Regions from separate parts of the Homo sapiens genome. Here all the other regions are linked to region 2. The links are chromatin loops, found by intact Hi-C in ENCODE. Cell type or tissue: heart right ventricle. All regions are shown on one strand.

Region 1 (8,000 bases), 200 kb before region 2:
TAGTTATTCACATATATTCTATTTGCAAATAAATTTCATATTTGTATCTGTATACAAAGAGTCTACATGTTCGATAAGTCCTTTATGATCCTACCTGAATATGTTGGTAGATGCAATATTTTTGCATCAAATTTAACTGGTGGCTGTTTCATTATCTGTGGTTTAAAAAAAAAGAAAGCTTTTGAGACAATTTTTAAGATGGATATCTGTCTCCTTATATGTCCCTTATGTCAGATAATAAATCAATGAGGACAAAAAAAGAATGTGCAAAATTTGTTACCAAAAAGAATAAGAACAATGACTTTTCGGATTAAAACACACAAATATAGATAATATTTTTTATAATCATTTCAATTGATATCTGTAATAAAATAAAGCTTCATAGAAAACATTCACTCCTATCTTGGCTTACTTTTTAGCTAATTTACCTCTAATTAGAAATTCAGTCATTCAACAAATATCTATTGGGTACCTGCCAAGGTAAGGCTCTATGCCAAGTGCTAATGGGGATACAAAGATATAAAAGACACAATCCTATTTTCAGAGAGCTGACATCCTAGTTGGGAAGATGAGACAAACATTCGATAAACAACAAAATATTTCACAATTCAAAACATGCAGGACATAACTACAGAGAAAACACTGGACAGAAAGAATTTTTTTGTAAATAGTAGTTTAGAGAATACAGCAAGCACTTTAGTTGATATAGTTAGGACTGGGTTTACAGAGAGGTAGAAGGTGGGTTGAGGTCTTGAAGGATGGTTAATGGTTATATCAGAGAAGACACCACTCCAGGAAGCCATAATAGCATGAATTGGAAAGTGCACAATTATTAATCAAGTATTATGCCACTCCAATTACCACATTCTACTGCCCTCCAAAAGGAGGAACAGATAGGGATTATCCTGCCTGACTAACACTATACCAATTTTAATTCCCAGGTTTTGCTAACTATACTACAGACCTATAAGATGTGAACATTAAGAGCAGCTGGGCAAAAGGTATACAGGAACTCTCAATTATTTTTGAAACTTTTCTCTAAGACTAAAAGTAGTTTAAAATTAAAAGTTAAACACAAAAATTTCTACTGATTAAGGCTTCCCAGAAACTATCAAATATGGTTATAAGAGGGAAAAAAAGAAACACAGAATATTGTCTAAAGCAAGCCTGTCCAACCCGTAGCCCATGGGCTGCATGCAGCCCAAGACGGCTTTGAAAGTGGCCCAACACAAATTTGTAAACCTTCTTAAAACATTGTAAGATTTTTTTTTGCAATTTTTTTTGTTTTTTAGTTCATCAGCTATCGTTAGTGTATTTTATGTGTGCCCCAAGACAATTCTTCTTCCAATGTGGCCCAGGGAAGCCAAAAGATTGGACACCCCTGGTAAAGATAACACAAATTGTTCTAGAAAGCCCACGTTGAAAATGCCCCAATGCTCATCAAACTTAGCATAATAAAGTTACTCTGCCAGACATATGAACTCACAAAAAGAAGTAGCTCCATTATGAAAAATAGCTAAATAATCTATATGAAATGCTGTCTATCTAGAAAATAAATAAGAATTCAAGAACCTTCATGGTCTAAACCACAGTAACGTTCCCAATGAGATAAGAAAAAAGAGTCATGAATTAATACAGAAAAAAACATTTATAAATAAGAAAAAGAAGCAGGAAAATTAAAATAGAGAAAAAGTAGTGGAATGTGAGTATGTTGGGGAGCTGGAAGTCAAGACAAAACAGAGGGACTTAGAAATGAATTTGTTTTTTAAAGTAGATACTCATTATCCCCTAGCAATAAAGTATTATATTCCAAAAGACAAGAAGCAAAAAAACTCACACTGGTTTAGAAGTACATTGTGAACTACAACTTCGCAAGCTCCCAGAATGTCTCCCCATCGTCTCCCCTGCAGTCTTAACAACCTGTGAGAGGGTAGGGCTTCTGTGTGATCTGCCTGCCCAGCCCAGCCTGGTAAGCAGTGCCCTCTGACTGCTTGTGCCTTCGAAATACATCAGAGACTAGAATATTTAGAGTGATTCACATTAGTGCATACGGAGAAACAAAAGGACTGAGAGCTAAGGTCTGAGGTCAAGAGGCTGGCAACCCCTCCATGGCATGTGGAAGAAGCAGTAGTGAGAGGCAGCAGAGCTGACTCATTCAAAACAGAGGGGAGAAAACTTAGAACTCCAGTGAAGTGGAAGTGAAGGCAGAGGAAAGGGCTGCAGACAGAGGGGGAGCTGCAAATGCAGACATGCAGCACAAATGACACAGAAGCAGACAAGAGAAACAGGAAAGATTATACAGTAAATAATATTCTGAATGAAAATCTCATGCAGATTTCAGATCTCAGTAAAGTCTACAACTCAGTTGTTAGAGTGTCTTTCTGCACCTTTGGATTGTCGATAATGGGGGTGACAACAAGATCTGAGTCCGTGTAGATAAGCTCTCTCATCTGGGATTCCAGGTCCTGCTGACTCAGGTGTCCACTTGTAATCTGAAATGAGAACAAAAATTAGACTTTGTTTCTGCGACTAATGTAGATCTTTAAAACACTGAACCAGTAAGATGCTGAGGAAGACACCACTGTAAAATATCACCTATATCAATGTACTTCAACTGCTATTCAAGATGGTTGCAGTCTCATTTGATTTTCACAAAAATCCTAAACTGTAGGCACCATCATTCCCATTTTACAGATAAAAATATAAAACTCTGAGAAAGTAACTGAATTGCTCATGTTACCACTAAGTCTGGCTAGGACTAGAAAAAATATCTTTACAATTCAATGTTCTAAACTGTGATGAGGCAAATTGGTTTTTCCATAACAGCATGGCTTCTTTTTTTTTTTTTTTTTTTTTTTTTGAGGCGGAGTCTCGCTCTGTCCCCCAGGCTGGAGTACAGTAGCGTGATCTCGGCTCACTACAAGCTCTGCCTCCCGGGTTCACGCCATTCTCCTGCCTCAGCCTCCCGAGTAGCTGGGACTACAGGCGCCTGCCACTGTGCCTGGCTAATTTTTTTGTATTTTTAGTAGAAACAGGGTTTCACCGTGTTAGCCAGGATGGTCTCAATCTCCTGACCTCATGATCCACCTGCCTCGGCCTCCCAAAGTGCTGGGATTACAGGCGTGAGCCACCACGCCCAGCCTTTTTTTTTTTTTTTTTTTGAGATAGAGTCTCACTCCATCACACAGGCTGGAATGCAGTGGCACAATCTCAGCTCACCGCAACCTCTGCCTCCCGAGTTGAAGCAATTCTCCTGCTTCAGCCTCCCAAGTCGTGGAATTACTGGTGTATGCCACCATGCACTGCTAATTTCTGCATTTTTAGTAGAATCGGGGTTTCACCATGTTGGCCAGGCTGGTCTCGAACTCCTGGTCTCAGGTGATCCACCCAACTTGGCCTCCCAAAGTGCTGGGATTATAGGCGTGAGCCACGCGCCTGACCAACGGCTTTATTTTTCATTCACAGAATGTTAATCAATTTATTTCTGCTTTACAGAACATTCAATGTGAAATTGAAGCTGTAACATAAAAAAAATTTTCAGACTTAAATACAGACATGCTACCTAAGTATTAAACCTCAATTATTTATTAAGCCTAGTTAGAGTTGATACATAATGAAATGAATCAGCAGATATTCACCATCAGTTATTCCTTTGAGATGGTTCTTTGTGCTCTATTTAAACATAATTTGTATTCCTAGTGCTATGCCTCAGTATTTCCCAACAGGGAAAAAAAAAAGAGAGAGAGAATTTATGCTTAAGAACTTTAAAAGAAACAACGGCTAGCAAACTAAATAAAATAGAAAAGTAAATCAGTGAAGTAAGGAATAAGGAAAATAAATTACCCAAAACTGAGTGAGGAAGGGGCATGGATAAAGGAACAGAGGAGTTAGCTAAGAAAGTTCCTGGAAACCCAAGCTGCCCCATGCAACTCAGACAAAAGACAAGAAAACACAAAAAGAGGCCGGGTGCAGTGGCTTAGGCCTGTAATCCCAGCACTTTGGTAGGCCGAGGTGGGCACATCACGAGGTCAGGAGTTCGAGACCAGCCTGACCAACATGGTGAAACACCATCTCTACTAAAAATACAAAAATTAGCCAGGCATGGTGGCAGGCGCCTGTAATCCCAGCTACTTAGGGGGCTGAGGCAGGAGAATCGCTTGAACCTGGGAGGCGGAGGTTGCAGTGAGCCGAGATTGCGCCATCGCACACCAGCCTAGGTGACAAAGCGAGACTCCACCAAAAAAAAAAAAGAAAAAAAAAAAAAAGGCCCACAAAGAATGAAGAGGAAGTTTGTTTAAAACAAGAAAATCTAAGTTTAAGAACATGGACTTTCAATTAAAGAAAAAAAAAGATGGACTTTCATGGTAAAAAGACAGAGGTAAACTCACATTGCCAAAAAAAAGATGGACTTTAAAGGCAAAAAGACAGGGGCAAACTTAACATTGCTGCTTGTTAATTATGTGCTCTTAGGGAAGATAAAAAAAGCTTTGTTTTCTTCATCTATAACAAAGATTAAAACAAACAAGCTTTCAGGTTTGTGAAGAATAAACACAAAGCACTTAAAACAATGCCTGGCACTGCTTGAGAGAAGACAGTGATAGTTAATGAAGACACTTAAATATATACATCATACTTGCTTCAGTGGAGAATGGATGGAGGGGAGCAATGGAGAACTGAGGGGACCAGTTAGCAGGTTACTGCAAAGCCTGGATGGAAAGGATGGTGTCTTGAGTGAGGAAGGGGGCAGAAGGAAAGAAAAGAAGTCAATGATAGAGCAAAGGGCTGGATATCCCTGCTGATTTAACACTGAGGAGGAACTGCTAGTAAATTATATTGGTCCGTAAAGTAAGACATCAATATTTGAAAGAGGTGGCCAAATTATCTTTACGTATAGATAATATAACTGAACATCCAAAAAGCCAAAATTAATCAATGGGAAAACTCTTAGAAATAACGTAAGAATTAGGCCAGGCATGGTGGCTCACACCTGCAATCCCAGCACTTTGGGAGGTCCAGGTGGGCGGATCACCTGTGGCCAGGAATTCGAGACCAGTCTGGCCAAAATGGTGAAACCCCATCTGTCCTAAAAATACAAAAATTAGCTGGGTGTGGTGGCGGGTGCCTGTGGTCCCAGCTACTCAAGAGGCTGAGGCAGGAGAATCACTTGAACCCGGGAGGCAGAGGCGCAATGAGCCAAGATCACACCGCTGCACTCCAGTCTGGGCAAACAGAGCGAGACTCTGTCTCAAAGAAAAAAAAAAAAAAATGTAAGATGAGTAAGGTGGACCAATTAAAAAATTGTATGCAAAAATTAATTTCCTACAGGTAAACTGAATGTATGCACGAATGCCATATAACAAATATCCCACTCACAACAGCAAAAATATATAAAATAAAATGTTCAGGAATAAACTAAATGATCAATAATTGCAATCAGATCATAATCATTAAATGAAAATAATTGTTATAAAATTATATTCCCTTGTTTCAAAATGAACACATATGTATAAAACCAGAAGCAGTAATATCAAAATGTATGAGACATATGAGGTTACAATGAACACAATCATGCCAATATCAAAATGTATGAGACGTATGAGGTTACAGTGAACTACAATTGTGCCACTGCACTCCAGCCTGGGCAAAAGGCTCTTAAAAAAAAAAAAAAAAAAAGTAATCAGTGTTTACCCGGGAATTATATCGTAAATAATTTTTCTATTTTCTTTGTCCTCTTTTACATTTTACAAGTTTTTTACAATTATATATGTTTTGTAATAGAATAAAAAGTATCATTTAAAAATTATAAAACATAAGGCCAAGCACAGTGGCTCACACCTGTAATCCCAGCTCTTTGGGAGGCCAAGGCCAGCAGATCACTTGAGTCCAGGAGTCTGAGACCAGCCTGGGCAACATGGGGAAACCTCTACTAAAAATACAAAAAATTAGCCAGGCATGGTGGCGCATACTTGTAGTCACAGTTACTCAGGAGGCTGAGATGAGAGAATCACCTAAGCCCAACAAGTTGAGGCTGCAATGAGCAACGATCATGCCCCTCCACTCCAGCCTAGGTCACAGGAGTGAGGCTCTGTCTCAAAAATAAATAAATAAATAAATAGATAGATAGATAGATATGTAAAATAAACTACCTTAGGTATTCACATTATTGATTATATTTTCTCAATAGAATGATTATATACTCTTCTTTATAACCATCTGCCAGAAGAGCTTCAACATCTATCGCATTTCAAAATGAATTTTTTAATTTACATTGATTTTCTATTTCACATAACCAAAAAATTAGCACAGTGAGATTTTATTATAACCCATTTATACTAAATTTCAAAGCAGAAATAAGCTTCACATGGTCCAAATACACTTCACATTACATCAAAACTACAGTAAAAACTAAAAGCAATTATATTTGTCAAGCAATAAGTAGCATAAAAATAACTTAGAATTAATTCAAAGTAGTTCTGCATTCAACACAACTATGATTGAAAGAAATTAAAGAAAACCTAAGTAAGTATAAATACATCCTGTGTTCGTGGAGGAACACTTAACATTGTTAAAATGGCAGTACTTCCTAAATTGATCTACACATTCAATGCAACTGTGATTAAAATCCCAGCTGGCTCCTTTGAAGAAACTGACAAGCTGATCTTAAAATTCATATGGAAATGCAAGTGACCCAGAACAGCCAAAACCACCTTAAAAATTTTTTTGGAGGATTCATACTTTCTGATTTCAAAGCTTACTAAACAGCTACAGTAATCAAGAGTGTGCCACTGGTATAAGGACAGATGAATAGATAACAGAACAGAATCCAGAAATAAACCTTCACATATACAGTCAATCGATCTTCAGCAAGGGTTCCAAGACAATTCAATGGGGAAAGAATAAGCTTTTCAACAGATAGCGCTGAGACAACTGGATGTTTCGATGCAAAACAATGAAGCTATACCCCCTACTTCATGCCACATGCAAAAATTAACTCAAATGGATAAAATAGCTAAATCTAAGAGATACTAATAAAACTATAAAACTCTTAGAAGAAAACATAGGCAGAAACTTTTGTGAGCTGGGAGTAGCAATGGTTTTTTTAGATATTACACCAAAAGCACAAGCAGCAAAAAACACAAACGAAAAAAGATAAATTGGACTATATCAAAATTTAAAACTTTTGTGCTTCAAAGGACACCATCAAGAAAGAAAAAAGACAATCCAGAAAAAGGGAGAAAATTGTTATAACTCCTATCTAGAATATGTAAAAAATTCTTACAACTAAATAATAAAGAGATAAATAACCCAATTAAAAATAGGTTAAATTTTTGAATAAATATTTCTCCAAAGAAAATAGACAAAATGGCCAATAAACACATAAAAAGATACTCAACATCATTAGCCATCAGGTAAATGCAAATCAACACCACTAAGACATAGAAATTCACACCTACTAGCTGGGCGCGGTGGCTCACGTCTGTAATCCAAACACTTTGGGAGGCGGAGACAGGTGGATCATTTGAGGTCAGGAGTTCCAGACTAGCCTGGCCAACATGGTGAAACCTGTCTCTACTAAAAATACAAAAATTAGCCAGGTGGGCCGGGCACGGTGGCTCACGCCTATAATCCTAGCACTTTGGGAGTCCGAGGCGGGCGGATCATGAGATCAGGAGATCGAGACCATCCTGGCTAACACGGTGAAACCCCGTCTGCACTAAAAACACAAAAAATTAGCTGGGCATGGTGGCAGGCGCCTGTAGTCCCAGCTACTCGGGAGGCTGAGGCGGGAGAATGGCGTGAACCCGGGAGGCGGAGCTTGCAGTGAGCCGAGATCCCGCCACTGCACTCCAGCCTGGGCGACAGAGCGAGACTCCGTCTCAAAAAAAAAAAAAAAAAAAAAGTTAAGGCCAGGTGCAGTGGCTCATACCTACAATCCCAGCACTCTGGGAGGCTGAGACAGGAGCATCGCTTGAGCTCAGGAGTTTGAGACCAGCTTACGC
Region 2 (8,000 bases):
TCTTTTTTTGAGATGGAGTCTTGCTCTGTTGCTCAGGCTGGAGTGTAGTAGTGTGATCTCAGCTCACTGCAACCTCTGCCTCCCGGGTTCAAGTGATTCTCCTGCCTCAGCCTCCTGAGTAGCTGGGACTATAGATGTGTGCCACTACACTCGGCTAGTTTTTTGTGTTTTTAGTAGAGATGGGGATTCGCCATGTTGGCCAGGCTGGTCTCGAACTCGTGTCCTCAAGTGATCTGCCCGCCTCGACCTCCCAAAGTGCTGGGATTACAGGCGTGAGCCACCGCGCATGGCCAAACACATAATTTTAAAAGAATCAGTATAATGCCTTACCGTACTATAAAGGAGAAACTAAAGAAAAATGACATAGCTTGTATTTCAAATGTCGCTGAGGGGACGTGGCCTCATTAGAACACATAATGAGCAATTAGGCCCTGCCCCTGCAGGTAGAATTGCTGTGAAGGGGGCAGCCACAAAGGCAGTGAAGCATGCTGGCTACTCAAGGGTCCAAGACAGAACCACTGCAGCAGCCCCCATTGATGGGTGCTGTAAGTTGTTTTCAGTTCTTGCATTTTAAATGGTGCCTCAAGCACCATTCCTACTCACTCTTAGAAGCATTGGCTTAAACAGTGTGCAACAAGAAAAATGCATACAGTTTAAAGAATACACTTTGAGGTTTTCCACCTTCATCTTATTCCCAGACCTCTGCCTTTCCTCCCAAGGGAATGACTGTTGCTTATCTTTCCAAAAATGTTCTGTGCATGCGTTTGTATGGTATGTATGTCCCCTCCCCTGCTTTGAAAGCTTTCTACACACGGGAACATATACTAAACATATTGTTGCCTTTTCTCCTCAGTAATCTATATTGGAGACCTTTCCACTTAGCATACATCCATCATATTCTTTTTGCTGGCTGCCTATTTTTCATTGTCTATAAATCCCACGATTGATTTAATTAATTCCCTATTGTAAGACAAGTAGATTGTTTCCAGTATTCTGCAAATACCACTGGGTTGGGGATAGCCATGTTCCCACATATTTAAACAAATAAGTAATGAATGTACTTGTGTGAATTCCTAGGCTGGGGACTGTAATTTGATGGAGTGAGTCATAGAGGTTGTATATGGTGTGTGTTCAGACGATGTGGGAGAAGTGTGTGGGCGCTCACTGTCTGCACCCCTGGTATGAGCACATTTGCTCTTTGCCAGCTGAGGTGTATAAACGGCAGCAGCCCCTGATCTTGATTTACGTTCCTCAGTGTGTAGAGGCTGAGCATTTTCGGTATTTCCTGGAGGAATTTTTATTGTCTTTTCTGTGATCTGAGATAAATGCTTAACAGTTTCTACTTTTAGCTCATGGAGTGATTGCCTCCAAAATTCTAATTACTATTTATATCCTATTTTTATACTTTCCTTTCCATCCCTCATGTAGCACATCACTGCCTGGTAGGCTTGGATTTCGAATTCTGGATTTTGAATACCATGCGGCACCTGCTGGGCGTACCTGAACTTTATATCAAGGACTCACCACACAGTTTATGATTTGAGTTTTTAAATTTCCCAGACATCTGCCTTAGAAAACAGACCAAACACATACTGATAGGTTGGTCCATCAGAGTGTGCTCTGGGAAGGGTTGTGGAGGTCTCACCTTGTAAACTGCTGTGATACTGACAACTATGTGAACACCAGGGTCCAGTGATGTTTCTATTTCCGGAGGAGTATCTTGGAGGACCTTTAAGTTTTCCTTTCCTCCCTTCGTTTCATTTTTTTTCTTCTCACCCTCTTCTCTCCTCCATCTCTCCTTACCCACTTTCTGTCTGTTTCCTCTCCCCTCCCCTCCTCCTCACCCTGATATCTGTCCTTCCCCTTGCTGTCTCCTTTCTTCTCTTCCTCCATCCCCACTCCCCTCCTTTCTCTGCTTCTCTCCACCTCCTCTTCCTTGAAGAAACAATGGCTTTCTTTTTTTTTCTTTTTAATAATTATACAGCTGAGGTGGATCTAGGTTGGTGACGCCTTTAGAAGCTTTGCAGCATTCAGTAGAGCTTCTTAAGTACAGGCAGCAGGCACTTCACGGGTCGTACTGGGTTAATGTTCTTTTGTGCTTTTCCAGCACATGGAGGAAGGGAGGTTGGGCCTGTGGTCAACTGACCCTTTCCCAGTTGAGTCTGCAGGTTGTGAGTGTGCAGTAAGTCTTTTGAATTATTAGCTGGAGTTAAATGGGAAGGAAGAGGTGAGGATATCAATAACGTGAAGCAGGAAGGCTGAAGACCGTGAGTTCTGTGGAGGGAACCTGACCTGCGGGAGAGAGGGAGGGAGAAAGAGAACAGAGAGCTCCAGCCAGCTCACCCTTTGGGGTGACTGGAAGCTGCCTAGAAGGTGGTTTTGCCCTAATTTACAAATTTACTGCCCTTTTGAGGCCTTATCTGGTCCAGGCTCACTTCCTACTCTGCTACCTTCTATCATGGTGTTGGAAAAGAAGGAGCGCCTAGCAGGGTGGGCCTTTTGAGCATGGGAGTCCACAGTGTACCCCTTGGAGCCCAGTTGCAGGGAGAGCAAGATGGACAGGTGGTTTCATCCAGAATTGGGTTTTGCTGTATGGGTGCCGTGAAAGTCCCACGAGAGTGAGGGAGGCCGAGCCTTAGGCACCAGCGTTGCTGGAGCCAAAGGGCTGGGGGATTCCAGCTGGACAGGAAGTGGGCGGTAGAGGCCATGCAGAGGAATTGAGGGGCTGGGGGTCTCCATGGAATAGCGGGGATAACTGAGGGAGAGCTGTGGGGGAAGGGGGTTGCAGTCAGGGAGGGGGTATCTAAATTCCAGATTTCAGAGGTGGCCCGGGTGTGGCTGGCAGAAGTGGCATGTGATAGGAGGGCCGTGGAGGTCCCAGACTTGAGAGCTGGGGAGTCAGGTGGTGTCAGGTGTAGGGGTGGCAGTGGCAGCCTGGATGAGTGGCTGCACTCGGTGGAGAGGACGGCCGCCAACCTCTACCGGGGCGGAGTTGCTGATGGGTGGACGAGTGGGCATAGGCGGGGGTAACCCAGCTGGATGGCCTGAGTCTCAAGCGAGCAAGGATTTTTAAAGGCAAATGGGAGGAAATGAGAGGGGGAGGTGGCCCAAGGAGCCAGAGGATGCTGGCACCAACTCCAGACCTGAGTGCGGCAGCTCAGAGCAAGACCCTAATCTTGACCTTCCAGGAGGTTTAAACCCTAGTTTGATTTTGACCTAGATGATGGAACGTTTGCGTGGTACGAACTGAACCTTCTTAGTGGGAGAGATGGAAATGGTTGGAAAGACGATGGTGAGCTAAGCCTGTGGGCAGGGGCCCCTCCTTCAAACCCCAGCCACGCAGAGAGGGAGAGTCATGCTGAGGGGCTCTGACGTTCTTCTCTTAGTAGGAATTCTGTTCACTTTCCCAAACCAACATGTTCGGTTTCAGCTTATCTCATAAATATAATTATGCTCTTTTGTTCAGCTTTGAAAAATCCTGACCGTAGACCATTCAGGTTGTCATACCTTCAGGTTTGAACTCATTGCCCAGTGCTATTTTAACTGTTGTTTCTCCCTATTTATGTGAGTAGAAATGAGAAGGGGCAAAGCTGACTTTGTGACAGGGCCTGGAAGTTTTCTGTGCCCAGTGTCTCTTCCTTTGCCTTTAATTTGAATTCAGGCTGCCTGGGATGTGTGGTAAAGAATGGGCCTGTCCAGGTGAGGATGCAGCACCATCTAGTGGGCCAGAGATGCACTAGCAACAGGAGACAGGTTTTTGCAACTTTTGGAATGGATTGAAGGAAAGGGGAGTTAATCGTAGGCAGAGACTGCCAGGGTTAGGACCAGTGGCTCACACCTGTAATTCCAGCACTTTGGGAGGCCGAGGCAGGAGAATCGCTTCAGCCAAGGAATTTGAAGCCAGCCACTATGAAGGCAACATAGTGAGACTCCCATCTCTACAAAAAATACAAAGCTTAGCCAGTGTGGTGGTGCATGCCCTGTAGTCCCAGCTACTTGGGAGGCTGAGGTGGGAGGATCACTTGAGCCCAGGGTGTAGAGGCCACAGTGCGCCATGATTGTGCCACTGCACTCCAGCCTGGATGACAGAGCAAGAGACCTTGTCTTTCTTAAATAAAAAAATGGTGACAGGTGAGGCAGGTAACTTAGTTGTGTAGAAGAAAAGAAATCTTCTCCCATCTCATCTTTTCTCCTGCCTTGTTCCATCTACCTTTATTCTCTTCCCATCCACTCTGTTTACTGGAACTAATTCCAGAAGTAGTTTTTGTAAGGGACGGTGTCATTATAGCCAAGTGTGGCCATGTTTTTCTTGTGTAGACTCATGTAAGGAGATTCTGATGGGGGTGTAATTTCATTCCCATGTAGTGAACTTTATTCGAGCTGTCAGTGATTGTACTTTACAAGACTTTATTTATTTATTTTGAGACAGAGTTTTGTTCTTGTTGCCCAGGCTGGAGTGCAATGGCACAGTCTCGGTTCACTGCAACCTCTGTCTACTGGGTTCAAGTGATTCTCCTGCCTCAGCCTCCCCAGTAGCTGGGATTACAGGCACCTGCCACCACACCTGGCTAATTTTTTTGTATATTTAGTAGAGACAGGGTTTCACCATATTGGCCAGGCTGTCTCGAACTCCTGACCTCAGGTGATCCACCCGCCTCAGCCTCCCAAAGTGCTGGGATTACAGGCGTGAGCCACCACGCCTGGCCAACTTTACAGGACTTTAAATTAGCTGTGTGTTAGTCAAGTGTTGCTGTAGGAGTGCTAACAGCCTCCAAATCCTAGTGGTTCCTACAACATTTATTTCTTGCTCACAGACATGGGTCATCTGAGGATTGGCTTTGTTTGTCTCTTATTTGGGGATTTGGGCCACAAAGTTGGGACCTACCTAAGGACATGTTCTCCTCTGGGCAGAGGACAAGAGCTCAAGAGGACAGACCCAACCACGCCACACAGGCATGCTTAGAGCCTCCCACTGGACATGGAGTTATGCCGGCCACAGCGAATCATGTGGCCCAGCCTGAAGTCACAGAGTTGTGAAATATTTTGCCCATATTGGGCAAATAGTGAACCATAGCAAGAGTGATTCAGGAAGGATGCAGGAAGAATTGTGGACAAAGTGAACAGCTTAGAGTTTAGAATATTCTTAGGTGACAGGAGTGGCACTGAATGGCCGAGGTACATTAGTTGCTTTCAGGAAAGCCTCGTGGTGCCAGTCACCTCTGAATTATTGGCTTCTTCTATTAGCCCTGCTTGAGGAGGGGAAGGACATGACTCTTACGGCCTAGAGCAGGAGTTGGCAAACTCCTGTAAAGGGCCAGAGAGTAAATCTTTTAGGTTTGCAGGTCAGAAGGTCTCTGTCTCAACTGCTTGTCTCTGCTGTTGCAGCACATGAAGCAGCCATAGACATTCCCTAGAGGAATGGGTGTGGCTGTGTTTGGGAAACACTTTTCTTTATGAAAATAACAGAGGGCTGGGTTTCCCCTTAAGCCATAGTTTGCAGACTCCTGGCCTAGACCTTCAAGGAATGACCTCTGTCATGACACCAACTTAAGAGAGAACCACCTCTTTTTAGTTGGGAAGCCAAATAGTATTCAAAGAGCTGTTGGTGAGTCCAGCAATCCTCCACCTATTTACTCCGCGTTATTAAGCTGTAAACAGTCGTTTCAGGTCATTGAAAATCCCGGCAACCAAAGCTTATTGTTCTTAAGTATGAAATATCACGTACTTATTTATTTATTTTTTGAGATGGAGTCTCACTCTATCACCTAGGCTGGAGTGTAGTGATGCCATCTCAGCTCACTGCAACTTCCGCCTCCCAGGTTCAAGCGATTCTCCTGCCTCACCCTCCCGAGTAGCTGGGATTACAGGCGCACACCACCATGCCTGGCTAATTTTTGTATTTTTAGTAGAGACGGGGTTTTGCCATGTTGGCCAGGCTGGTCTCGAACTCCTGACCTCCAGTGATCCGCCTGCCTTGGCCTCCCAGGGTGCTGGGATTATAGGCGTAAGCCACCGCGCCCAGCCAAAATCTCATTTTACCTACCTTACCCTATCTTCAGAAGAAATGTCTGTTAAAGGTATTAGAAGCTTCTTTTACCTTGGGTTTTCCAAACAGTTGATGTGGAAGGCAATTTAATCTTTCTCATGGATTCAGAGTTATCTTTTGTGATATCTTCTGTTTTCCAGAGATTTGCTGATGTGTTAAGGGTATGGTACTGATGCTGGATGTTTTGCTCATTAGCCCAGCAAGGTCAAGGTTCTTGTCTCATGACCAGGGAGAAGTAGGCACACGGACACTCAGAGAGAGGCGTCCTGAAAGCAGGTTGCTGGTTCTCCCTTCACAGTTGAATACAAGGGCTTCTCTGTCTGCTGATGGGGCTGTGTTCCCTATTTGTATAAGGTGTGAGTTTCTGGCGGCTCTACCCTGACCTTCCAGTGTGCATGCGGGCCCCTAGTCTGAGCCATTCCACATTGATTTATTTCCCTTACTGCGCATGTGTTAAGGGACTGAATTTTTCACTGCTGGCATGTTTAGGCAAGCCTCCTGTGCACAATGACCTTGGCAGCTCGAAAGTTCTCCAGGGACCCTCCCCTGTCTGCCTAGGAAGAGTTCTCTGCTTCCTGCCTCTATCAGTACGTGTGCTCAGCAGGACTTACTTTCACATTTCTTGTGGTTACGTTTTTTCTTGTAACAGCTTCATTGAGATATAATTCATGCTTCATACAGTTCATCCATATAAAGTGTATAATTTAGTGGTTTTTAGTATGTTCGTGGGGTTGTGCAATTATCACCAGTTCAGTTGGTGAATCTGTTCAATTTCAGAACATTTTCATTCACCCCCCGAAAAGCTCCTTTCCCTTTAGCAATCATCCCTCAGTCTCCTCGCATCTCCCACAGTGTGGCTGCATTCTTTTTTTTCTTTTGAGATGAAGTCTCCCTCTGTCCCCCAGGCTGAAGTGCGGTGGCGTGATCTTGGCTCACTGCAATCTCTGCCTCCCAGGTTCAAGAGATTCTCCTGCCTCAGCCTCCTGAGTAGCTGGGATTACAGGCGTGTGCCACCACACTCAGCTAATTTTTGTATTTTTTTTTCTTAGTAGAGACAGGGTTTTGCTGGGTTGGCCAGGCTGGTCTCAAACTGCTGACCTCAAGTGATCTGCTTGCCTCAGTCTCCCAAAGTGCTGGGATTACAGGCATGAGCCACTATGCCTGGCCATGCGTTCTTAATACGCTTTCAAAGATTTCTACTGTCATTGTTCTTGATTCCGACAGGCTTGCCCCTAACCTTGGAGAGCAGTGGTGGGGGATCGTTCTTGAGTGGTCATCGATGCTATTCGAGGGTACACTTAACAGACATTTTATGGCTGGGCTCGTGTCTGTGATCCCAGCACTTTGGGAGGCTGAAGTGGGAGGATCACTTGAGCTCAAGAGTTTGAGACCAGATCCAGGAGGAGTGGTTCCAACATGGCCGAAAAGGAACAGCTCCAGTCTGCAGCTCCCAGCGTGAGTGATGCAGAAGATGGATGATTTCTTCATTTCCAACTGAGGTACTGGGTTCATCTCACTGCGGCTTGTCAGACAGTGGGTGCAGCCCATGGAGCAGGACGGGTCATCACCTCACCCAGTAAGTGCAAGGGGTCGGGGAATTCCCTTTCCTAGCAAAGGGAAGCCATGACAGATGGTACCTGGAAAATTGGGACACTCCCACCCTAATACTGCGCTTTTCCAATGGTCTTAGCAAATAGCACACCAAGAGATTATATCCTGCGCCTGGCTTGGAGGGTCCCACGCCCACGGAACCTCACTCACTGCTAGCACAGCAGTCTGAGATCAAACTGCAAGGCAGCAGGGAGGCTGGGAGAGGGGCGTCCACCATTGCTGAAGCTTGAGTAGGTAGACAAAACAGCCGGGAAGCTCGAACTGGGTGGAGCCCACTGCAGCTCAAGGAGGCCTGCCTGCCTCTGTAGGGAGGCAGGGCATAGCTGAACTTCTGGGGGCACTT
Region 3 (8,000 bases), 100 kb before region 2:
TACTATTAACCTCTTACATTAGTATGGTACATTTGTCATAATTAATGAACATATACTGATGCTTGTTATTAATGATAGTCCTCATTTTGTTCATATTTACTTAGTTGTTACTGAATGTCCTTTTTCTGTTCCAGGATCCCATCCAGGATACCCCATTACATTTAATCATCTTGTCTCTTTGGGTTCTGCCTCTGACAGTCTTTCATACTTTCCTAGTTTCTGATGACCTTTCAATTTTGAGAATTGCTGATCAGGTATTTTTAGACTGTCACTTAATTGGTATTTGTCTGATCTTTTTCTCATAACCAGACTGGGGCTATTGGTTTTGGGGAGGAGGAGCATGGAGATAAAGGAGATAAAGTGCCATTCCCATCACATACTACTAAGGGAACATACTATTGGCATGACTTATTACTGTTGAGTCAATCTTGATCACCTCACTGCCTGAGGAAGTGTTTGTCAACTGTCTCCACTGTGAAGGTACTCTTTTTTTGTTTGTTTGTTTTTGAAACAGAGTCTCACTCTGGAGTGCAGTGGCGCAATCCCAGCTCACTGCAACCTTCATCTCCCGGGATCAAGTGATTCTCCTGTCTTCTGCCTCAGCCTCCCGAGTAGCTGGGACTACAGGTGTGCACCACCATACCCGGCTAATTTTTGTATTTTTAGCAGAGACAGGGTTTTGCCATGTTGGCCAGGCTGGTCTCGAACGCCTGACCTCAGGTGATCTGCCCACCTTGGCCTCCCAAAGTGCTGGGATTACAGGCATGAGCCACGATGCCCAAGCCATACTGTACTCTTTTGAAGGAAGTCACTAAGCACAGCCCACACAGACAGAGTGGGAGTTATGCTCCATCTGTTAGAAGTGGAGTTCTACATACTTTATTTGGAATTCTTCTGTATGGGAGATTTTTTTTCTTCTTCCCCATGTATTTATTCATTTATGTATTTATGTCAACATGGATTCATGGATATTTATTTTGTACTTTGAGTTATAATCCAATACTACTTTATTTATTTTGTTGCTCAAATTCTTCCAGCTTTGGCCACTGGAAACTTTTTCAGTTGACTCCCATGCCCCTTTGACATAAACCCCATGATTGTGGGTTTAGTTTTTGTTTTAGTATGTCTTTACTTCCTGGCATTACAAGATACTCCAGGTTCATCTTGCATCACTGTGTTTTGCATGTGGTCTTTTAGCCTTTTTATTCGGATTATTATTATTATTAATTTTTATTCATTTTTTTTTGAGTCGGAGTCTCACTTGGTCACCCAGGCTGGAGTGCAGTGACACGATCTCAGCTCACTGCAACCTCTGCCTCCTGAGTTCAAGTGATTCTCCTGTCTCAGCCTCCTGAGTAGCTGGGACTATAGGCGCATGCCACCATGCCTGGCTAATTTTCGTATTTTTAGTAAAGACGGGGTTTCACCATGTTAGCCAGGATGGTCTCTACCTCTTGACCTCGTGATCTGCCCACCTTGGCCTCCCAAAGTGCTGGGATTACAGGTGTGAGCCACCACACCCAGCCCTATTATTATTATTATTTTGAGACAGGGTCTCGCACTGTCACCTGGGCTGGAGTGCAGTGGTGCTATCTCGGCTCACTGCAACCTCTGCCTCCCGGGTGCAAGCGATTCTCCTGCCTCAGCCTCCCAAGTAGCTGGGATTGCAGGCGCCTGCCTCCACGCCCAGCTAATTTTTTTGTATTTTTAGTAGAGACAGGGTTTCACCATGTTGGTCAGGCTGGTCTCAAACTCCTGACCTCGCGATTTGCCCACCTTGGCTTCCCAAAGTGCTGGGATTACAGGCATGAGCCACCGTGCCAGCATTTTTTTTTTTTTTTTTTTTGAGACAGAGTTTTGCTCTTGTTGCCCAGGCTGGAGTGCAGTGGTGCGATCTCGGCTTATTGCAACCTCAGCCTTCTGGGTTCAAGCGATTCTCCCACCTCAGCCTCCTGAGTAGCTGGGATTACAGGCATGTGCCACCACATCCAGCTAATTTTGTATTTTGTTGTTGTTGCTGTTTTAGTAGAGATGGGTTTTCTCCATGTTGGTCAGGCTAGTCTCAAACTCCCGATCTCAGGTGATCCGCCCACCTTGGCCTCCCAAAGTGCTGGGATTACAGGCATGAGCCACCGCGCCCTGGCCTTTTGTTTGTTTTTGAGACAGGGTCTCACTCTGTCACCCAGGCCGGAGTGCAGTGCCATGATCACTACTCACTGCAGCCCTGACCTCCCACCTGCCTAATCCTCCTAAGTAGCTGGGACCACAGGCACGCACCACCATGCCCAGCTAATTTTTTTATTATTATTTGTAGAGACAGGGGGTCTCCCTATGTTGCAGAGGCTGGTCTTGAACTCCTGGACTCAAGTGATCCTTCCCCTTTGGCCTCCTAGAGTGTTGGGATTACAGGTGTGAGCCACCGCACCTGGCTCCTACTGTGTATTCTTAAGTAAGATTAATGTCTCAAAGCATGATGTAGGCTGATGCAAGAAAAAAATTAATGTCATATTTTGATAAATATAAAATTGTTAAACATTTAAAAATAAATATATTAAAGAAATAGAAACACGCTGTAAAACTTTCAAAACAGTTGAGATGGGCAGAAAAAGAACCAATAAAATGTGCTCTATCCAACAGAGTTTTGAAATGGGAGGAGGGTGGTAAAGGAAACAATGACTTCAAGTTTCTTCAAATTGTGTGTTATTTCTTCTGCGTGCCCCTGGGATGGGCAACCTTGAAGGATGCTTTGGACAAGGCTTCTAAATGGAAGCAAACACAAATTTGAGTTCTTGTCAAAAGAAATACCCACCCTCTCTGCAGCAATGTCCAAGATGATCAGCCATAGATGTTCCTGCATTTTGGTCTTGGTTTTGTGCTTCTGTTGCAAAAACCATCCCACATGGGTTGGGGTAGTTTTTGTGTCCTGTTACATTCAGTGATTCAAATAAAATGAAAGGCATAAACACTCCTCATTTCTATTCCTGAAAGTCCTTCTTGGTCGATTAAAGTGACAAGCCTGGTACCTTCCTTTAAGAGCCTGCTGCTGCTGAGTCCTCAATTTAATTGGTCTATGTGGCATGAGTTTTGGAAGAATAAATATATTCTCCCTGATACTTGCCCTTAGCTAAGTTAGCTTCATCTTTGCCAAGTTCTTACAATCTACTTGGAGGTCATTTCTTTGGGGCTTATTTATATCTAAGGCCCAGTCAGAGCAACAGGAATCTATTCATATGGGTCGACTGCATGATTTTGTTAAATGTGTTAAATTTAGTAACACCAGGAGGAAAACATTCTACTAGCTAGTGCTGAGCAGTGCATGGTTGTTACTTTTGTTTTCTTCTCACAGTACTTGCAGCACAGAAACAGCTGACCCTGCCACTCCTCACCTCATCGCCCAATGTGGCATCATCACAGTGTCTAAGAAGTTTCCTTGGAGGATCTGTGCTTACTTTAACAGTTGCCAACACATAGGCCTTGTGCTAAACTCTGACCAAATGCAAAACAGTAACAGTAAGAGAAGTGTCTTAGTTTGGGTTCCCCCTAAAGTAGCCCCTGAGATATGCAATTTATCTGGAAGTGATCCCAGGAAACACCGGCAGGGGGACAGAGAATTGAGACAGGAAAGGAAGGTAGCTGCTGATGAAGGGTGCTTTATCAAGCAAAAATAACTGGAGCCCAATCACTTGAAGGAAGTCTGGAAGCCAGCAGAGAACGTACACTGCCCGAAGAGACAAAGGAACAGGGACTTCTGGAAGATCTTCAATTCCCCATAACTTCCAACCCACTGCATCGAGCAGAGCAGGCTTCAGTAGCCAGAGGATTAGGACAGCATGCTGGCAGCTGGTGCTGGCTCCACTACAGCTGTAAGGCTGTGGGGGATATGGGCAGAGCCCCAGCACTGTCCCCTACAATAGGTTTTTCCCAGTTCTTATCAAATAATTCTTTCAGATGTCATAACATGGTGTGATAATTCTTGTACCTTGCCTGACCATATGTAGTGGCATCTTCTTTTGGTAACAGGCCCTAAACTTTAGTCCCAACAGCCATGACCCAGCTGGGCCAATCATAAAATCTCATGCTTCCAAGTGAAACATAAAGTGAGCTAAAACCATAATCTTGTAATTTGAACTGATAAAGCTTTTTCTTTACAAAACATTTTCAGAATAACATAAAATAAATTGAATAAAAGTAGATATTTTGGCCAGGCGTGGTGGCTCACACCTGTAATCCCAGCACTTTGGGAGGCCGAGGCAGGTGGATCACCTGAGGTCAGGAGTTCGAGCCAGACTAACCAACAGGGTGAAACCCCATCTCTACTAAAAATACAAAAAATTAGCTGGGTGTGGTGGCAGGTGCCTGTAATCCCAGCTACTCAGGAAGCTGAGGCACGAGAATTGCTTGAACCCAGAGGCAGAAGTTGCAGTGAGCCGAAATTGCACCACTGCACTCCAGCCTGGGCGACAGAGTGAAACTCCATCTCAAAATATATATATATATATATATATATATATATATATATATATATATATATATATATATAAAATATATAAAATATAAAAAAATACTCTGTCTCAAAAAACAAACAAACTGCTGTGTTGTGGCATGACATTTTAGGTTTTATTTATTTTTTTAAGACAGAGTCTTTCTCTGTCACCCAAGCTGGAGTGCAGTGTCACATTTTGGCTCACTGCAACCTCTGCCTCCCAGGTTCAAGCAAATCTTATGCTTCAGTCTCTTGAATAACTGGGATTACAGGGGCTCACCGCTGCACCTGGCTAATTTTTGTATTTTTAGTAGAGACGGGGTTTCACCATGTTGCCCAGGCTGGTCTTGAACTCCTGGCCTCAAGTGATCCACCCACCTTGGCCTCCCAAACAGCTGGGATTATAGGCATGAGCCACCGCGCCAGCAGGTTTACTTATTTTTTATTTCAGTTTTGTCCACCCTAACAAATATACTCCCTGATGCCCACCCTTGAACTTCCATGGACTCTGGGCTTGGGTCAAGATTGCTCAGGGGAAAACAAAACAAAACATAGAAAGAGAGAGCTAGAAGCATGTTGCTACACTTAAAATATCAGTTACCAGAAACTCAGAAAGGCATACAAATTTGGAAAGATTTAAATAAGAGCAACTAAAGAATTAAAATAGCAGAGGTATTTTTCCATGAGGATAAACTGTGACTAATTCTCTTTAGCTTGGGGCTGAGCATGGTGGCTCATGCCTGTAATCCCAACACTTTGGGAGGCCAAGGTGGGAGGATCCCTTGGGTTCTAGAGTTCAAGAGCAGCTTGGACAACACAGTGAGACCCCCGTCTCTACAAAAATTTCTTTTAATTAGCCAGATGTGGTGGCACACGCCTGTAGTCCCAGCTACTCAGGAGGCTGAAGTGGGAGGATTGCTTGAGTCCAGGTGTTCTAGGTTACAGTAGACTACAATTGTGCTTCTTCTGCACACCAACTTGGGTGACAGGGCAAGACCCAGTCTCAAACAAAAAAAAAAAGAAAAAAGAAAAAAAAATACTCTTTAGTAGCTTAGGAAGAGGATTAGATGAGCTCAAAGTCCATAAAAGCTGAGATTTAGCTGGTGTCAACATACCATAAACGGAAAGTAGTATGGGACACCCATTACCCCAAGAATATTATTGTATAACTTGAATACAAATAGGATCTAGCAAGGTTTTGATAGGTGGTCACTTTATAATGGGTTGTGAAAGGGAAGTTAAGGAGGTTCAGGAAATATTCTCAAGATCTTTTAACTTTGATATGAGAAATGAGAATTACTACACTCTCCACATCCAACAAAACAGTAAAATGTTAATCAATGAAGGTATTCCAAGTCATATGGATCTTTGGTTAGATCCTGAAGGTTTGATCCAATCAACAAATATTTATTGAGCAACTACTATGTTCTAGACGTTGTGCTGAGAATACATCTGAGAATAAGACTACCTTGTGAATTAAGAGGGTTTAAGAAAATAAATAATATAATATATTAAAATGTGCTAAATTTTAAAAAAGACAGAGCAGGGTAAGGGGCATTGAGAGTGCCGGGGGAAAATAAGTGGCAGTATTAATGAGATGGTTCAAGGAGGCCTCATTGGTGAGCCATGTGGCTCATGCCTATCATCCCAGCACTTTGGGGGACCAGGAGGGAGGATGACTTGAGGCCAGGAGTTTGAGACCATCCTAGGCAATATAGCGAGACCTTGTCTCTACAAAAATGAAAATAAAAAATTAGCCAGAACGATGATGTGCATCTATAGTCCCAGCTACTCAGGAGGCTGGGGCAGGAGAATTGTTTGAGCCCAGGAGTTCGAGGTTGCAGACAGCTATGATCATCCCACTGCATTCCAGCCTGGGTGACAGAACAAGACCCCTGTCTTAAAAAAAAAAAAAATAAGTCTTATTGAGATGAGGAGAAGAGCCATAAGGATAAGTAGAGGAAGAACAATCCAGGCAAAGGAAATGGCCAGTGCAAAAGTTCTGAGGTGACAGTGTCTCTGGCATGTTCAAGGAACAGCAAGGAGACTATTTTTCCTGTGAAGTTAGTGAGTTGGAGAGAAGAGGAAAATGAAGTCAGTGGGATGAGGGGAGTAGACGGTGTAGGTCTTGTGGGCCATGGTAGAGACTTTTTTTTCTTGAGACAGGGTTTCACTCTGTCACCCAGGCTGGAGTGCAGTGTAACAAACACGGTTCAGTGCAGCCTCAACCTCCTGAGCTCAAGCAGTTTTCCCATCTCAGCCTCCCAAGTAGCTGGGACTACAGGTGTGCACCACCACTCCTGGCCCTGTAAAAACTTTTGCTTACATTCTGGGAGGAATGGGGAACAATTGGAGGGTTTTGAACGGAGGAGAGCCACGATGTGACTCACATTTTACAAGATCATTGGCTACTGCATTGAAAAATGGACTGAGGTAGGGCAGGGGCAGAGGGCAGGTGAACAAGTAAGAATTTAGGAGGTTCTTGCAGGAATGCAGGAGAAATGATGGTGGTTTGGACTAGGATGGAGGCAGTGAAGGCAGTAAGAAGTAGGTTCTGGATTATATTTTGAAGGTAGAACCAACAGGTTTTCCTGATAAATTGGATGTGGGGTGAAAAAAAAGGGAGAAGTCAGAGATAAATATAAGGTTTCTGCCTGGACAATTGAAATCTAGGAAACTGTGGAATAGTAGAATTTTTAGAAGTCCAGCAGCTCAGTTTTGGGCATAATAAGGTAGAGATGCCTATTAGACATCCAAATGCCAGTGTCAAGTAGGAAGTTTGTTTACATGAGTCTGGAGTTCAGAGGGAAAGTCTGGACTGGAAGTATAAACTTGGAGTTATCTATGTGTAGATGGTGTTTAAAGCCTTGAGATTAGATGAGATCACTAAGGAGTGAGTGTAGAGTGCAGTTTCCTAGAATCCAAGTAAAGAAAGTGTTCCAAGAAGAAAGATGACAAAAGTTGTGTCAAATGTGGCTGAGAGGTCAAGTAAAAGGAGAACTGATAATGGACCCTAAATGTAGCAATGTGGAGGTCAATGGTGACCTTGACTGGGTGGAGTAGTCTCAGTGGAATGGGTTTCAGGAAAAAATGGACAGAATTGAGACAGTGACGATAAGCAATTCTTTCAAATAGCTTTGTTATGAAGGATGACAAAAAACAGGGTGGCATCTAGAGGTGGAAGTAAAGTCAAGAGAGTTTTTTTCTTCTATTCAAGATGGAAGAAATATAGGGCAGGCATGGTGGCTCAAGTCTGTAATCCCAGCACTTTGGGAGGCTGAGGCTGGTGGATCACTTGTGGCCAGAAGTTCGAGACCAGCCTGGCCAACACAGTGAAACCCCATCCCTACCAAAAAATACAAAAATTTGCCTGGTGTGGTGGCAGGCACCAACTACTTGGGAGGCTGAGGCAGGAGAATCACTTGAACCCAGGAGGCGGAGGTTGCAGTGTCATGCCGCTACATTCCAGCCTGCGTGACAGAGTAAGAGTCTGTCTCAAAAAAAAAAAAAAAAAAAG

Evidence for each region. Hi-C counts contacts between places; a loop is a spot of excess contacts. Peaks named below come from ENCODE experiments on the same cell type or tissue, not always from the same donor. Only the 100,000 strongest peaks of a DNase experiment are listed, where the experiment ranks them.
Region 1: it touches region 2 in a loop (7-fold over the local background); 101 of 110 quality-filtered maps call a loop at or near these places.
Region 3: a loop joins it to region 2, with 4 times the contacts of the local background. A loop is called at or near these places in 11 of 110 quality-filtered maps.

What each region holds. Positions count from the first base shown.
Region 1 is chr3:41,898,338-41,906,337 of GRCh38, forward strand. ULK4 (unc-51 like kinase 4) reads right to left here. Exons shown (of 37, transcript NM_017886.4): 13 at 2,388-2,492; 14 at 95-155. It also overlaps the pseudogene LOC124900553. Among named protein-coding and RNA genes, the nearest start is that of ULK4, 60 kb to the right of the region's middle. In heart right ventricle, no CTCF peak of the experiment used is centred here; no DNase peak of the experiment used is centred here.
Region 2 is chr3:42,096,262-42,104,261 of GRCh38, forward strand. The region is part of intron 1 of TRAK1 (trafficking kinesin protein 1); the gene reads left to right. LOC124906231 (a long non-coding RNA gene) reads left to right here and starts at 7,150. Exons shown (of 2, transcript XR_007095889.1): 1 at 7,150-7,622. RefSeq lists an enhancer at 1,855-2,677. In heart right ventricle, CTCF peaks have their summits at 1,474 and 3,726 (motif pointing left); DNase peaks (open chromatin) are centred at 3,700, 4,950, 5,370 and 6,470; H3K27ac peaks cover 7,516 bases.
Region 3 is chr3:41,994,530-42,002,529 of GRCh38, forward strand. No RefSeq gene overlaps it. Among named protein-coding and RNA genes, the nearest start is that of ULK4, 36 kb to the left of the region's middle. RefSeq lists a silencer at 4,750-4,961. In heart right ventricle, a CTCF peak has its summit at 3,610; a DNase peak (open chromatin) is centred at 3,792; H3K27ac peaks cover 956 bases.